Linked DNA regions of Homo sapiens: regions 2, 3 and 4 are each linked to region 1. The links are chromatin contacts, found by Hi-C or POLR2A ChIA-PET in ENCODE. All regions are on one chromosome and are shown on one strand. The core of a region is the stretch at or near the end of the contact, and the rest is flanking DNA. Distances in the headings are between cores, read along the strand shown.

What was found. Hi-C counts contacts between places; a loop is a spot of excess contacts on that map. ChIA-PET counts read pairs that join two places held with the same protein, here RNA polymerase II (POLR2A). Pooled maps may share reads with other maps.
Region 2: a loop to region 1 is called in a map of CD4-positive, alpha-beta T cell, with 26 times the contacts of the local background. The contact joins the promoter of C16orf87 here to the promoter of PHKB in region 1. A Hi-C loop is called at or near these places in 6 of 168 maps with a recorded cell type or tissue (B cell, CD14-positive monocyte, CD4-positive, alpha-beta T cell and 2 more), 8 of 37 single-sample maps with no recorded cell type and 19 of 50 pooled maps. POLR2A ChIA-PET finds 5 or more read pairs at or near these places in 3 of 52 experiments (K562, activated CD4-positive, alpha-beta T cell and activated T-cell).
Region 3: a loop to region 1 is called in a map of naive thymus-derived CD4-positive, alpha-beta T cell, with 11 times the contacts of the local background. The contact joins the promoter of SHCBP1 here to the promoter of PHKB in region 1. A Hi-C loop is called at or near these places in 1 of 168 maps with a recorded cell type or tissue (naive thymus-derived CD4-positive, alpha-beta T cell), 1 of 37 single-sample maps with no recorded cell type and 8 of 50 pooled maps. POLR2A ChIA-PET finds 5 or more read pairs at or near these places in 1 of 52 experiments (OCI-LY7).
Region 4: a map of CD8-positive, alpha-beta T cell shows a loop between it and region 1 (33-fold over the local background). The contact joins the enhancer-like site here to the promoter of PHKB in region 1. A Hi-C loop is called at or near these places in 2 of 168 maps with a recorded cell type or tissue (CD8-positive, alpha-beta T cell and naive thymus-derived CD4-positive, alpha-beta T cell) and 7 of 50 pooled maps.

Annotation. Positions count from the first base shown.
Region 1 is chr16:47,459,676-47,462,788 of GRCh38, reverse strand. PHKB (phosphorylase kinase regulatory subunit beta) reads right to left here and starts at 1,458. Exons shown (of 31, transcript NM_000293.3): 1 at 1,363-1,458. The coding sequence starts at 1,438. It overlaps ITFG1 (integrin alpha FG-GAP repeat containing 1), which reads left to right and starts at 1,726. Exons shown (of 18, transcript NM_030790.5): 1 at 1,726-1,951. The coding sequence starts at 1,744. RefSeq lists a silencer at 1,348-1,817.
Region 2 is chr16:46,829,909-46,833,137 of GRCh38, reverse strand. It overlaps C16orf87 (chromosome 16 open reading frame 87), which reads left to right and starts at 1,958. Exons shown (of 4, transcript NM_001001436.4): 1 at 1,958-2,054. The coding sequence starts at 1,989. RefSeq lists a silencer at 1,612-2,261.
Region 3 is chr16:46,620,095-46,623,261 of GRCh38, reverse strand. It overlaps SHCBP1 (SHC binding and spindle associated 1), which reads left to right and starts at 1,883. Exons shown (of 13, transcript NM_024745.5): 1 at 1,883-2,005. The coding sequence starts at 1,903. It also overlaps the pseudogene RAB43P1. RefSeq lists enhancers at 1,565-2,151, 2,152-2,740.
Region 4 is chr16:46,787,776-46,790,755 of GRCh38, reverse strand. It overlaps the pseudogene LOC100130180. Among named protein-coding and RNA genes, the nearest start is that of MYLK3, 41 kb to the right of the region's middle. RefSeq lists enhancers at 290-369, 380-429, 2,582-2,631 and a silencer at 580-629. Within about 2 kb of position 1,680, at least 12 of the 41 ENCODE cell types and tissues checked have a DNase peak (open chromatin) inside an H3K27ac peak, as active enhancers do.

The DNA of each region.
Region 1 (3,113 bases), core at 209-2,708:
TCTGAAATTAGATTTTCAGAAATTAGATTTACTTTCTCCAAAAAAAAAAAAAAAAAAGTCAGTGTGCACAACAGACAACTAAGAACTTCATAAATAGGAAAAGCCCAAAACGTAAGGAGAACATATTAGGTGAGAAAATAATTTTTTTTTTTTTTGAGACGGAGTCTCACTCTGTCGCCCACGCTGGAGTGCAGTGGTGCGACCTCCACTCACTGCAGCCTCCGCCTCCCAGGTTCAAGCAATTCTTCTGCCTCAGACTCCCGAGTAGCTGGGGTTACAGGCGCCCGCCACCACGCCCAGGTAATTTTTGTATTTTTAGTAGAGATGGGGTTTTACCAGGTTGGCCAGGCTGGTCTCGAACTCCTGACCTCAGGTGATCCGCCCGCCTCGGCCTCCCAAAGTGCTGGGATTACAGGCGTGAGCCACCGCGCCCGTCCGAAAATAATTTCTTAATATCAATGCAAGTGCAAAGTTAATTTTCCTAGCTAACACCTTTCACACCCACCCCCAATAATGACACTTCATCAATTCTTTAAAAGGGAAGCTCCTTAGCTGAAAACCTGCATTCCGCCTTTCACCTTTCCTGTTTAAGTGCATGCCTTTTGTTCAAGATTATATCCAGCCAACCAGGAATACAGGAAGTTTTAATAACGCCACAAGTCATGACGTTGCAATTTGAACAAGTCAGTTCGGGACACTTGGAACTGTTAAAACTGCCTGCAAGGCACCTTCTGACCTCTATGCTTTCGGGTTTGGAAACCACACAACCTGGGGCCACTTAAGAAGCCCTTTTCTTTCTGGGCCCTAACTATACTCTTCAATATCTGAGGCCCAGTCTCCTTCAGTTTCTGCTAGATAGATGACAGGTCTACTGCTTAGAACCTGTGGGGAATGTAAAAGGGATATAAGACATAAAGCAAGGAGCCCAGACGCCGGCTTTCTGCAGCCAGATCGTAGTTACATCTGACTTGGTCTGATTAAGCTATCTGACTTTTGCAGAGAACATTCACAGGAAAGACACATTCACAGGGAAGACACATTCCCTTTCCCAGGAATGTGCCGCCGCCCGATTTTTAAGTTAGAAGACTCTAAGGGAAGTCCGGACCGCTGCCTACTTTCCGAGTGGGGCTCACAAGCGGAATAGAGTCGGGGGCACACGCAGAGTGGAGCTGGCTCTGCCACCTAATTTTTAGAGGTGGAGGAAGATATTAGAAACAAGGCCAGGGCCGCCACCTGCTTTCTAAGGAGGAACTCGGGGCACAGGTTCATTCCCAGGGCCCCCACCTGCCTCCCGCCAAGGCGCTTGAGGCGAAGCACCACCCAAGGTACTCGGGTGGGGGGCGGCGCCCCAGCCAGCCAAACCTGAGCGCTTGGTCCGAGCTCTTCGCTCCAAGACCTTCCAGCTCACTTCTGCCGTGAGTCCCGCCGCCCCCGCCATCGCGCTCCGGTCGCCGCCTTGGCCACCGCCCCCGGGGCCGCCTGTCAGCAATGCCGGGCCACGCCCCCCGCACGACACTGTCGGGAGGCGCGCCTGCCGGAAGTGAGCGTGAGGGCGGCTTTCACCCTAGCTCCACTGCTTTTTTAGCGTCGGAAGGGCAGCCCTAGTGGGAGAGAGAAAAAGGAGCCGGCAGCGGCTCTTACGCGTCCCGGGGCTGCGCGCCACTCTCTCGGCCGGTAACGCGGTGCTTTGCGGCTGTCGTCAAGCGCGGCGTTGGGCCGGCGGGCGGGGGCTGAGGGGCTGCCATGGCGGCGGCGGGCCGGCTCCCGAGCTCCTGGGCCCTCTTCTCGCCGCTCCTCGCAGGGCTTGCACTACTGGGAGTCGGGCCGGTCCCAGCGCGGGCGCTGCACAACGTCACGGCCGAGCTCTTTGGGGCCGAGGCCTGGGGCACCCTTGCGGCTTTCGGGGACCTCAACTCCGACAAGCAGACGGATCTCTTCGTGCTGCGGGAAAGTCAGTGCTTGCCGGGCCCTCCCTCTGTTCGCTGTCCGTGTGCCTCTCCCGGTGTTCCCCAAACCCATTGCCCAATGGCCGGTCCTTCTGCATTTCCTGGTCCTTCTCTCCCAGCCCTGTGGCCTTCCCTTTAGCATTCTTAACAGCTTGTCCTTTTGCACCACCCTTTCCAACCCCAGGTTCTGACCCAGCTACCCTACAGTTTGACCTACCCTCAAAAGCCCTGACAGCACCTCAGTTTTGTTCCTAAGAAGTCTGCGGCCCTCACCCAGTCACCTTACCCCCTCCTCCCCATGGAATCACCTGTTTTCCAAAGTGCTTCCTGATTCCTAGGAATCTTTGTAGCTTGCCTCAACGTTCGCTCCCAAGGCCCACTCATTCCTTTCTATTTTGCTTCAGTCTTCCTTCCCCGTTGATGAACATGAAAAGGTGCAACCTGACAATCTCTTCTCATAGGGGGCTTCTTCTTGCCTCCCCACCTACCTAATTCGCCCACCCCTTTCTTTGTCAAGGCCACAACTTTCTATGAAGCGAATGTACCCTTCCAAGGGCCTAAACACTAAACAGCTCACACAAGCATTTTGCAGGGACCACTGATAAACCCAATGCCTCCTTGGGAAAGCAGTCTCAAACTACAGAAATTTCTCTCTTGAGCTGCCTGTTCTTTCGTGTACTCCTTCCTCATCTTGGTCATCACCTTAGTGTTCCAAATGTCTACTTTCTTTGCTAACTTGTTCTTGGAAATTCTTTGCTTTGACAATCGTTAAACTAACTTTTTTGTAAATCTTGATGCTGACAGTGGGCATTAGGGGGTCTTAGGGTTCTTGAGTACCTACAGAAGCAGGTGCTGCTTAAAGATCAATGCTGTGAAGGAAGGAAGGAAGAGCTACTCAGAGCTTGCCTGACAGGATCCTGAACCAGACTTCTTGGAGCCCTTGCGGGGATGCAGGAACCTCTTACAAACCCTGAATATTTTCCCAATCTTTTTGACTCCTCATTTTGCAGTGTACTGCCAAACCTGTTGCTGCTGTGTCCAAACTGGATACAGAGAGTAGCCTTGACTTTAAAGATGGCCTGTGTTTGATTAAACAATTCCAAAAGTCTGTCTCAATGAGTGCTAATTGAGCTCCAAGAATGTGTCACCCTCTGGAGGATGGCCCCA
Region 2 (3,229 bases), core at 709-3,208, 630 kb after region 1:
GAATCTCCTGGGGAAGATTCTGTGAACATAGTGGAATGGCAACAAAGGATTTAGAATATTACATAAATATTAGTTGATAAAGCAGTGGCAGGGTTTGTGAAGATTAACTCCTTTTTTTTTTTTTTTTTTTTTTTGAGACAGGGATTTTCTCTGTCACCCAGGCTGAAGTGCAATGGCGCAATCATGGTTCACTGCAGCCTTGACCTCCTGGGCTCAGTGGATCCTCCAACTCAACCTCTTGAGTAGCTGGGACTACAGGCATACGCTGTCACCACATGGCTATTTTTTAATTTTTTGTGGAGACGGGTTTCACCATTTTGCCCAGGATTTTTAGCCCAATTTTAACATCAACGTGTGTACACTGTTTTTTAGACATAATGCTATTGTACTTTTAATATATTACAGTATAGTGGAAACATGTTTATTATATACACTGGGAAACAACAACAAAAAATTGAGTGTGGCTCTCTTTTTTGCAATGGCCTGGAACTGAACCCCCAGTCCCTCCAAGGTATGCCTGTAAATGGACCAAACAGGAAGCAATTTCGTGGGTTTCATATTAAAAGCTTTAAACATTTATATAACTGTTATTTATACAAAGTGTGCTTACAGGCATTTACTATGTAAAATTGTAACTCATAACTTTGCTTTAGTTAACAATTGTTGAATAAAAAGTTATCAGTGGAATAGCCAGTCTCTGTAATAAATGCATATTGGTAAATTTTCTCTGAGCCAAGTGTACAGTTTGTAAATTTTCTTTCTGTTATGTTTGTTCTGATTGTTTATTAAGTATAACTTTGGGTCTGTCAAATTAAATATTTAAAAGTAAGCTTACGTTTTGCATAGTTGTTTTTAAATTTCACTTTTTCTTTCTTTTTCTTTTTTTTGAGACGGAGTCTCGCTCTGTCGCCCAGGCTGGAGTGCAGTGGCCACAATCTCGGCTCACTGAAGCCTCAATCTCATAGGCTCAAGCGATCCTCCCACCTCAGCCTCTCTACTAGCTAGGACTCCAGGCATGGGCCACCACGCTCAGCTAATTTTTAAAAATCTTTTACTTTTTGTAGAGATGGGGGTCTCGCTATGTTGCCCAGGGTGGTCTGGAACTCCTGGGCTCAAGAGATCCGCCCTCCTCGGCTTCCCAAAGTGCTGGGATTACAGGCGTGAGCCATTGCGCCCAGCCTCGAATAATTTAATTTTAATGTTAATTTAGTAAGTATCAGTCACGGACAGATTGGAAAAAGAAAAACATCTGATCCCTCATCTTGATAGTGAGTAGCACTGGTTTACACAGCTAGGCTGCTCCTTGAAGGCTGACACTGCATTTTATTCAAATTTTCCTGACAGTGGGACTTAGGCAATTATATATTGAATAAATAAATGAATTTTCACTCTGCTGCTGGGTCCAGTGGTCTCATAAAATGTCTATCATAATTTCTCAATGATTAGCCTTGGTAACATCTACTTAAGTTTATTAAATGCCAGGATCCACGCTACGCCCTTCACCATTCATTCCCCAGCCTTCGCTCCCACGGTCTCTGTGGGGATGGGGCGTGCCCAGCACTACGGCCCGCCCTACCTATGCATTCGTTGGTCGAACTCGACGCCCGTTACTGCCGAGTCCCGCCCAGGCCTTGCCCCCTCGTAGTCGGCCAGGCCGAGAGGAGGCGTGGCCACTGCCGCGCCGGGGCGGTCTGGCGGAGGGGGGGGAGGTCTCCCCTCGTCTCGTGATACTCTGGGCGAGCTCGCGGGCGGGCTGTGGGTCGCGAGCCGCCGTGGGAGCGCGTGTCGCGGTCCCCAGGAGCCGCCGGCCGACGCTCCGCCCCGCCCCCTTGGCGCCCAGGTCCCGCGCGAGCTCGCGCACGCGCGCGCGCGCACCCGCCAGAGGCTTGTTTGAGGCCCGCGGGGACTGGGCGGGCGGAGGCCGGGCTGCCGAAGTGTGAGGGGAGGAGCCCGAGCCGTCGCTGCTGCCGCCGCTAAGGGAGAGGAGCATGTCTGCAACTCGAGCCAAGAAAGTGAAGATGGCCACCAAATCATGCCCCGAGTGCGACCAACAGGTGGGTGCCGGGGGCCGGGCGCGCGGGCGGGCGGCAGTGGCTTGGCGGCCGTTGTCTGTGGAGGGGGGCCTCGCCGGGCTCCCGGAGGCCGAGCGGTGGGCAGATCCTGGGGCCCGCCGGCGGCGGCGGGGATCCGGGGCCGGTCGGGCTGCACCGAGGGGTTTCCCGGGAAAAGCCCGGGGCCGTGGCCCGCCAGCGTCCACCTGGCGGCGGCCAGACGGCCAAGCCCCTTCTTGCTGTGTCCCGGCCACTGGAGGAGCGCGCCTTTGGTGGGCTCACCGGGCGGCTGTCTGGAGCCCCAGACTCTCCTCGCCGGCGGCGGTGACAGCGGTGGGAGCCTGCGGGCCGCAGCCCCGGCGAGAGTGTGCCGCACGCCCGCCTCCGAGGCCAGGCCCTAGCTCCGAGAACCCCTCCTGCGGCCGGGGCGGCTTTGTTCCCGGTTCCGACGGGTGCGGGGCTTCCCCAAAACGGCCCCTCCGCGACCGGGGCGGGCGCCTGAGTGGGACAAAGGGGGCCGCGTGTAATGATTTTGAGTTTCGGCGAATTTGGAGATTTTTTCCCCTTCCTCATCTATTTATTATATTTTTGCTGTGCAATCGCGAATCCTGCCTTTACATCGTTTTTAATGGGTCATGATTGAATAAAGCCCCTGTTTAAGCCCTTCCTCCTTTTTGGGCGCTCCTAACTTCCCCACCCCTCGCAGTATCCACTGTTACAAATTTGGCCTGTCTGCTTCCAGATCTGTATCCCTGTCTGTCTGAATGTCTCTGTGTGTCTCTCTCTCTCTCTCTCTCTCTCTCTCTCTCTCTCTCTCTGTCTGTCTCTCTCTATCTCTCTATCTCTCTATCTCGTTTCTTGAATTTGAAACGATTCCTTTCTACATTGAGTTCATGGTGTAATAGTTGTAATTTAAAACATCTCATTTCAGTGATCGCTGTGTTGAAGCGTGTCTCAATTCTTTACTGGAATAATAGACATTCCTTTAAGCCTTAACATCTAATGAGTTAAAACTACTTCAGTTAAAACCATTCGTAAGGCCCTCGTTTGTTACCAACATGTAGATCTGGGTGTGTTTTTTCCTTTTCCACTGAGTGGATTTTTTCAAAATGACTACCTTTCTCTCCTCCCCTCCCCCCACCGCCTTTTTTTTTTTTTAAATCAAGAGTAATTTGAAA
Region 3 (3,167 bases), core at 634-3,133, 840 kb after region 1:
GGAGGGGGCAATGGTGGAGGTGGCGGGGGGAAGCAGAGGGAGGTGGGCTGAGGCCTCGGTGGGGCCAGTGCGACGCTGGCTTAAGGAGCTGGAGGGGTTCCTAATACACATTTAATTCAGTTTCTCTTCCCTAAGAGGCTGCCGGAGTTGGGGCCTCCTCCAGCAGAGACCCTCGGACCCCTGCAGGGCCTGGACTTGGGGTGAACAGGGCTTCAGTCAGCGCAAGTATTCCATTTGCATTTGGTAATTTTTCATGCCACCTATTTATGAATATACAAATCTTTATACCAAATCTATTTTTTAAAACATGGAAAAGTTGCCTTTATGGAAACTTGGCAGAGCCAGAGTGTACACATTCCTAAACCATTAAACAGATTTCTATAACAAAAAAAAAAAAAAAATTTTGTAGAGATGGGGTTTCACCATGTTGCCTAGGCTGGTCTCAAACTCTTGGACTCAAGTGATCCGCCTGCCTCGGTCTCCTAAAGTGGTGGGATTACAGGCATGAGCCACTATGCCTAGCCTGGTTTGAGTAATATCTTGATGGTTGATGAAATATTTGATAATTGGATGAGAAGAGAACTGTGTTGTCTCCAGTGATGCTGCAAATGGGTGAGGAGAAATGCTGCCATTTGTGAGGTTTGTGGGCGGCAAGGTTGAAGAAGAGAATAATGAAAAAGCTAGCGTCATCCTCAAGGCCTGTTGATAGTCTTGATTATTGTTTTCTGTGTTTTTACCTCATGGTGCTCAATATGTATTTGTTCAGTGAGCAAATAAATGTAAGGTCAGATTCTGCAAACAAAAGTCAAAGAAATCTTACTTCCTGGAAAAGTTAGCCCAATTAAGTGCAGCTTTCCAGTCACCCCTCCTGGCTCCATTTTATTTCAGCTGTAAGGGATCCGAGAGACTTTAGCCCAAGGTGTTTCTTCAAAGCAATAAGTGGAAATGTTTCCCCACATTAAGACTGCACAGACGAACTGTCATGACCAGGCTCTTGGTCCCCTGTGGACGCATCCCACTTGGTGTCCTGGTTACCTGGGCTATCTTGGGCTGACCTCATCATTCTAGTAGTGATGGCCTGGCAGAGACATTAAAAGGCTTCTTCATGGAGTCTGGCTGGTTTCACATCCTGGCTTTGCTGGGTTAGATTGGAGAAGTGACTTAACTTCTTAGTGACTCCATTTGCTCATTTGTAAAATGGGTATAGTAATAGCTCCCGTCTCATAGGATCATTGTGAAGATTAAACAGAACAATCCAGGTAACGCATGCAGGAGGGTATCTTGCACACAATATGCAGTAAATGTTAGCCATTATGATGGAGATTATAGTTGTCTTTGATTAATGCAAATTAACAAATTTACTTACTAAATTTAATTTGACATTCTTTGAAAATATGCTCTCTCTCTCTCTCTCTCTCTCTGTGTGTGTGTGTGTGTGTGTGTGTGTATTGAAAGACAGAGAGAGACTGGTGTTTGGTGGTGAAAGTTTTGGGCCCACGTAGGCCAGCATCCTTTTCAGTTGAAGTTGTGCTTGTGGGAGGTGAAATGACTTGCCCAAGGCAATACCACTAGGAATAGCCCAGGTAAGTTTAAATACTATGTTTTTTGACTCTCAACCCAGTGACTTTTCCACTATATCTCATTTCCAGGCATTGCTGGTTCGTTTTTTTCGAAAATCATTCCAAATTATATTCCAATTCGACTTTCTTCAAGTTCATCCCAGAAAAGCAAAGGCCGGGCACTTGAACAAGAACAGCTGTCAGCCTGGGGCGAGGGGGCAGTGTTGGTGGGGGCTGGAGCGGGGCCGGACTCTAATTGGTCCACGGCCTCGGCCCGACTATCAAATCAGCAGAGCCTGCGTCATCACGTCGTTGCCTGGGCTGCCGTCCGCGGAAATTTGAAATGGCTGACGGGTCGCTGACGGGCGGCGGTCTGGAGGCAGCGGCCATGGCGCCGGAGCGCATGGGCTGGGCGGTGGAGCAGGAGCTGGCGTCTCTGGAGAAAGGTGAGCTCTCCATGCCGGGGCCGAGGAGCCGCCTCTGAGCGGAGGCCTGGGGCGTCGGGACCCTAGGAGGGCGCCTGGGTCGCGGGCCTTCCGGACCCGTCTGTCCAGGGTGGCGGGAACGGCGGTGCGCGGCCGGGACCCAGTGACGGGACCTCAAAGTCGGGCGGTACCCAGGGGTGGGGGACTCCCTCTCTTCCCTATCCGCATCTCCCACTCTCCCTGCACTCTCTGGCCTCCGCCCGCCCCGAGGTTGGAGGGAGCTGGATTGGGCCAGGAATTCCCTATCTGGATGGGTTTTGCGGGAACTGTGCATTTACTGTTGCTCAAGGGGCCATTTTTTCATCTGCATCTCAAAGGAGATCACGAACCACACTTCCCTTTTCCGAAGAAGAGAAAAGCTTGAACCCTTGGCTTAGATGGCTGTCCTGTGCACGGAGGGTAGTGACGTGTCCAAAGTGAGGAGCGCCAACTTGGGCCGGAGTCCAGAAATAGAACCGGGGTCTTCTAGTTCTCTGCCCTTTCTTCCTCCTCATAGAGTTTCATTACTATTTTTTTTTTCTGATATTTTAAGCTGGTTCATGTTTTTACGTTAACACTTTCGGTTGTATTGTGTAGCAGAGAGTCCCAACAAAGTGAGAAAACATAAGTGTGACAATTCCACTATTAACCCACCTATCCAACTGGCAAAAGTCACTTGGCTTCAGTTTTCCCATCTGGAAGACTATGCCAATGGTTGTACTTGTGGTGAAGTTGAAGTGAAATAAAGTTTTTAAAGTGGCTGCAAAAATAAATACTGCATGGCATCGCTTATATTGGGAATCTAAAAAAGAGGAAGTTTCAGAAAGAGAGTAGAGTGGTAGTTGCCAGTGGGTTGGGGGAATGGGGAGATGCTGGGCAAAGGGTCCAAAGTTTCAGTTATGCAGTGTGAATAGTTCTGGGGATCTGATGTACATACAGCATGGTGACTATAGTTAATAATACTGTATTATTATTACAGTATTAATAGGCAATGACGTGATGGTGCAATGCGACACAAATTTTGTACTTGAAATTTGCTAACAGAGTAGATCATAAGTGTTCACACCACACACACACAAAAGGTAACTATGCGAGGTGATGGAAATATTAATTCACTTTACTGTGGTAATCATTTCATAATGTA
Region 4 (2,980 bases), core at 431-2,930, 670 kb after region 1:
TCTCCTCGAAATGTATTGTTGGGACACAGCAACATGGCCTCATGAATATTGACATCGTGACTTACAGCCTGGGTAAAGTCTCCATTATAATGTGCTGAAGAAATTCATGCCATCATTGATACTGCCTGGAAAAGGAGGAATATCTCCCGATGAGATCCCTCCAGTGAATTTTCAGGCTATGATGAAAACAACAATCTTCCAGAGAGAAAGAAGTATCTGTCCCATTCAGATGTCTCATTTCTAGGTTCAGTGGTCTTTTCTGCCTCCCGGTCAGGTTTATCTGCTGTTTGTTTTCATCTTCATTGTTCTGCTTTGTAATGAGTTCTTCTGGGTTGACACATTTTCCTCGTGCTGGGAACTGGGAGCCCCAGCTTCATGCTCTTTTCTTAGTGCCTCATTTTTCTCGTTCTTCCCCGCCGGCCCAGGGGCTACTCCGAGCTGCTTGGGGATCCCCGCCGCCCCCACTGTGCAGCCTGGCTGGCGCCGACTCCTCTGGCCAACGTGGCGGTGGCGCCGAGCAGCCCGTGAGCCACGTCTGCATCCTCAGCTGCCACGCTGTGCACCAGCCACGAATCCACTTGGCTGCGGGGGATGCAGGGGACCCCCGAGCGCGCGCACCTCCCGGAGCGGCTGGCCCTTGGTGTGCACCTGGCCCGCTCACCCTCCCGAGGCGGGGAAGGGGCTGAGCGCGGAGGCGGAGCTGGCCGGGCCTTTCGGGAGTAGCAGCTCATCGCGGTAGCAGGGTGGGCGGAGCTGGCAGGGTGGGCGGAGCTGGCAGGGTGGGCGGAGCTGGCAGGGTGGGCGGAGCTGGCAGGGTGGGCGGAGCTGGGTGGGCGGTGGCAGGCAGAGGGTGAGGTCCATTTTCTTATTTCCTTTTTAGTCCAGTGGCTGTTTAGGAGTATGTTATTTAGTTTTCACTATTTGTGAATGTTCCTTTTTTGTGTGTGTGCTGTTACGGATTTCTAATTTCACTCCATGTAGTTGGAAAACATACTTGATATGATTTTGACCTTAAATTTGTTAAGACTTCTGTTGTGGCCTAACGTGATCAATATATCTGGGAGAATGTTTTGTGTGTGCTTAAGAATGTGTAGGCCAGGCTTGGTGGCTCACACCTGTAGTCCCAGCACTGTGAGGCTGAAGGGACAGGATCGCTTGAGGCCAGTTCAAGATTACACTGAGCTCTGATCACACCACTGCAGTCTAGCCTGGGTGGCAGATTGAAATCCTGTATCTTAAAAAAGAAGAATAAGAATAAGAATGAGGAGGAAGAGGAGGAGGAGGGGGAGGGGGAGGAGGAGGGGGAGGAGGAGGAGGAGGAAGAAAAGCAGAATGTGTATTCTGTTGAGTGAAAAGTTCTATTTATGTCTGTTAAGTCCATTTGTTATAGTGTTCAAGTTCACTCCTTACCGATTTTCTGTCTGGACGTTCTGTCTGTTACTGAAAGTGGAGTGTTGAAGTCTCCTACTACTATTGCTGTCAATTTGTACTTTTAGATCTGTCAATATTTGCTTTGTTAGGTGCTTTTAAGTTTGGTGTATATATATTTCTAATTGTTATATCTTGTTGACCCATTTTTTGTTAAATGACCTTCTTTGTGTCTAGTGACAGTTTTTGACTTAAAGTCTGCCTTCTTGGATATGAGTTATAGCAACTTCTGCCTTTTTTGGGTTAACATTTGCATGCAATATCTTTTTTCTTCCCTTCACTTTCAGCCTTTGTGTGTCCTTGAGTCTAAACGAGTTTCTTGTAGACAACATATAAATTTTAAATCTGTTCAGGTACTCTACATCTTTCTTTTGTGGAGTTTATTCCATTTACATTTTTTTGTTTTAAAAAATATTTTTATTTGACAAATTATAATTGTATACATGAATGGGGCACAATGTAATGGTTTGATGTATTATATAATGTGGAATAATTAAGCTAATTAACATACCTATCACCTCATTTTTTTTGTTGTAAGACCTTTAAAATTTATTCTTAGCTATTTTGAAATACATAATGCATTATCATTGACTATAGTTGCCCTACTGTGTGTTAGATCTTATATATTTTTCATCCTAATGGAAACTTTGTACTCTTAGATCATTTATTTGACACTCTGATTCCTTGTTCTCTCCTTCTTCTAACCCCCAGCCTCTGGTAACCACCTTTCTACTCTAGTACTATGAGTTTGACATTTTTTAGATTCCACATATAAGTAAGATCGTGTGGCATTTGTCTTTCTGTGCCTGCCTTATTTTACTTAGCCTGATGTCCTCCAGGTTCATCCACAGTATCACAAATGACAGGATTTTCTTCTTTTTAAAGGCTGAATGATATTCTATTGTTGTATATACCATATTTTCTTTATCCATTCATCTGTTGATGAATATTTAGGTTGAATTCATATCTAGCTATTGCAAATAATGTTGCAATAAACATGGGAGTGCAGATACCTCTTCAGCATGATTTTAATGCATTTATTCCATTCAAATTTAAAGTAATTTTTGGTAAGGAAGGATTTATTCTTGCCATTTTGTTGTTTTATTTGTCTTGTGGTTATTTTATTTCCTTTTTTTTTCTTGCTGTCATTTTGTTTCTTTTTTTTTTTTTTTTTTTTTTTTTGCATTGCTAGGTTTTGATTCCCTTTTTCTTTGTGGTTATCACGGGGCTTACACAGAATATAGTTCTCACAGTCTACTTTAAGCTGATAACTTCCCTCTCATGCAAGAATGCTTTTCTCTCTTCTCTTCCCACATTATGCTATTGATGTCACAATTGTCTACTATTTATATTATGTATCCATTAACATATTTTAGTATTAGTTGTTTTTAATACTTTAACCTTTTTTTTTTTTTTTTTCTGGGATAGAGTTTTCCTTGTTGCCCAGGCTGGAGTGCAATGTCGCAATTTTGGCTCACTGCAACCTCCGCCTCCCGGTTCAGGAGATTCTCCTGCCTCAGCCTCCCAAGTAGCTGGGACTAGAAGTGCCCGC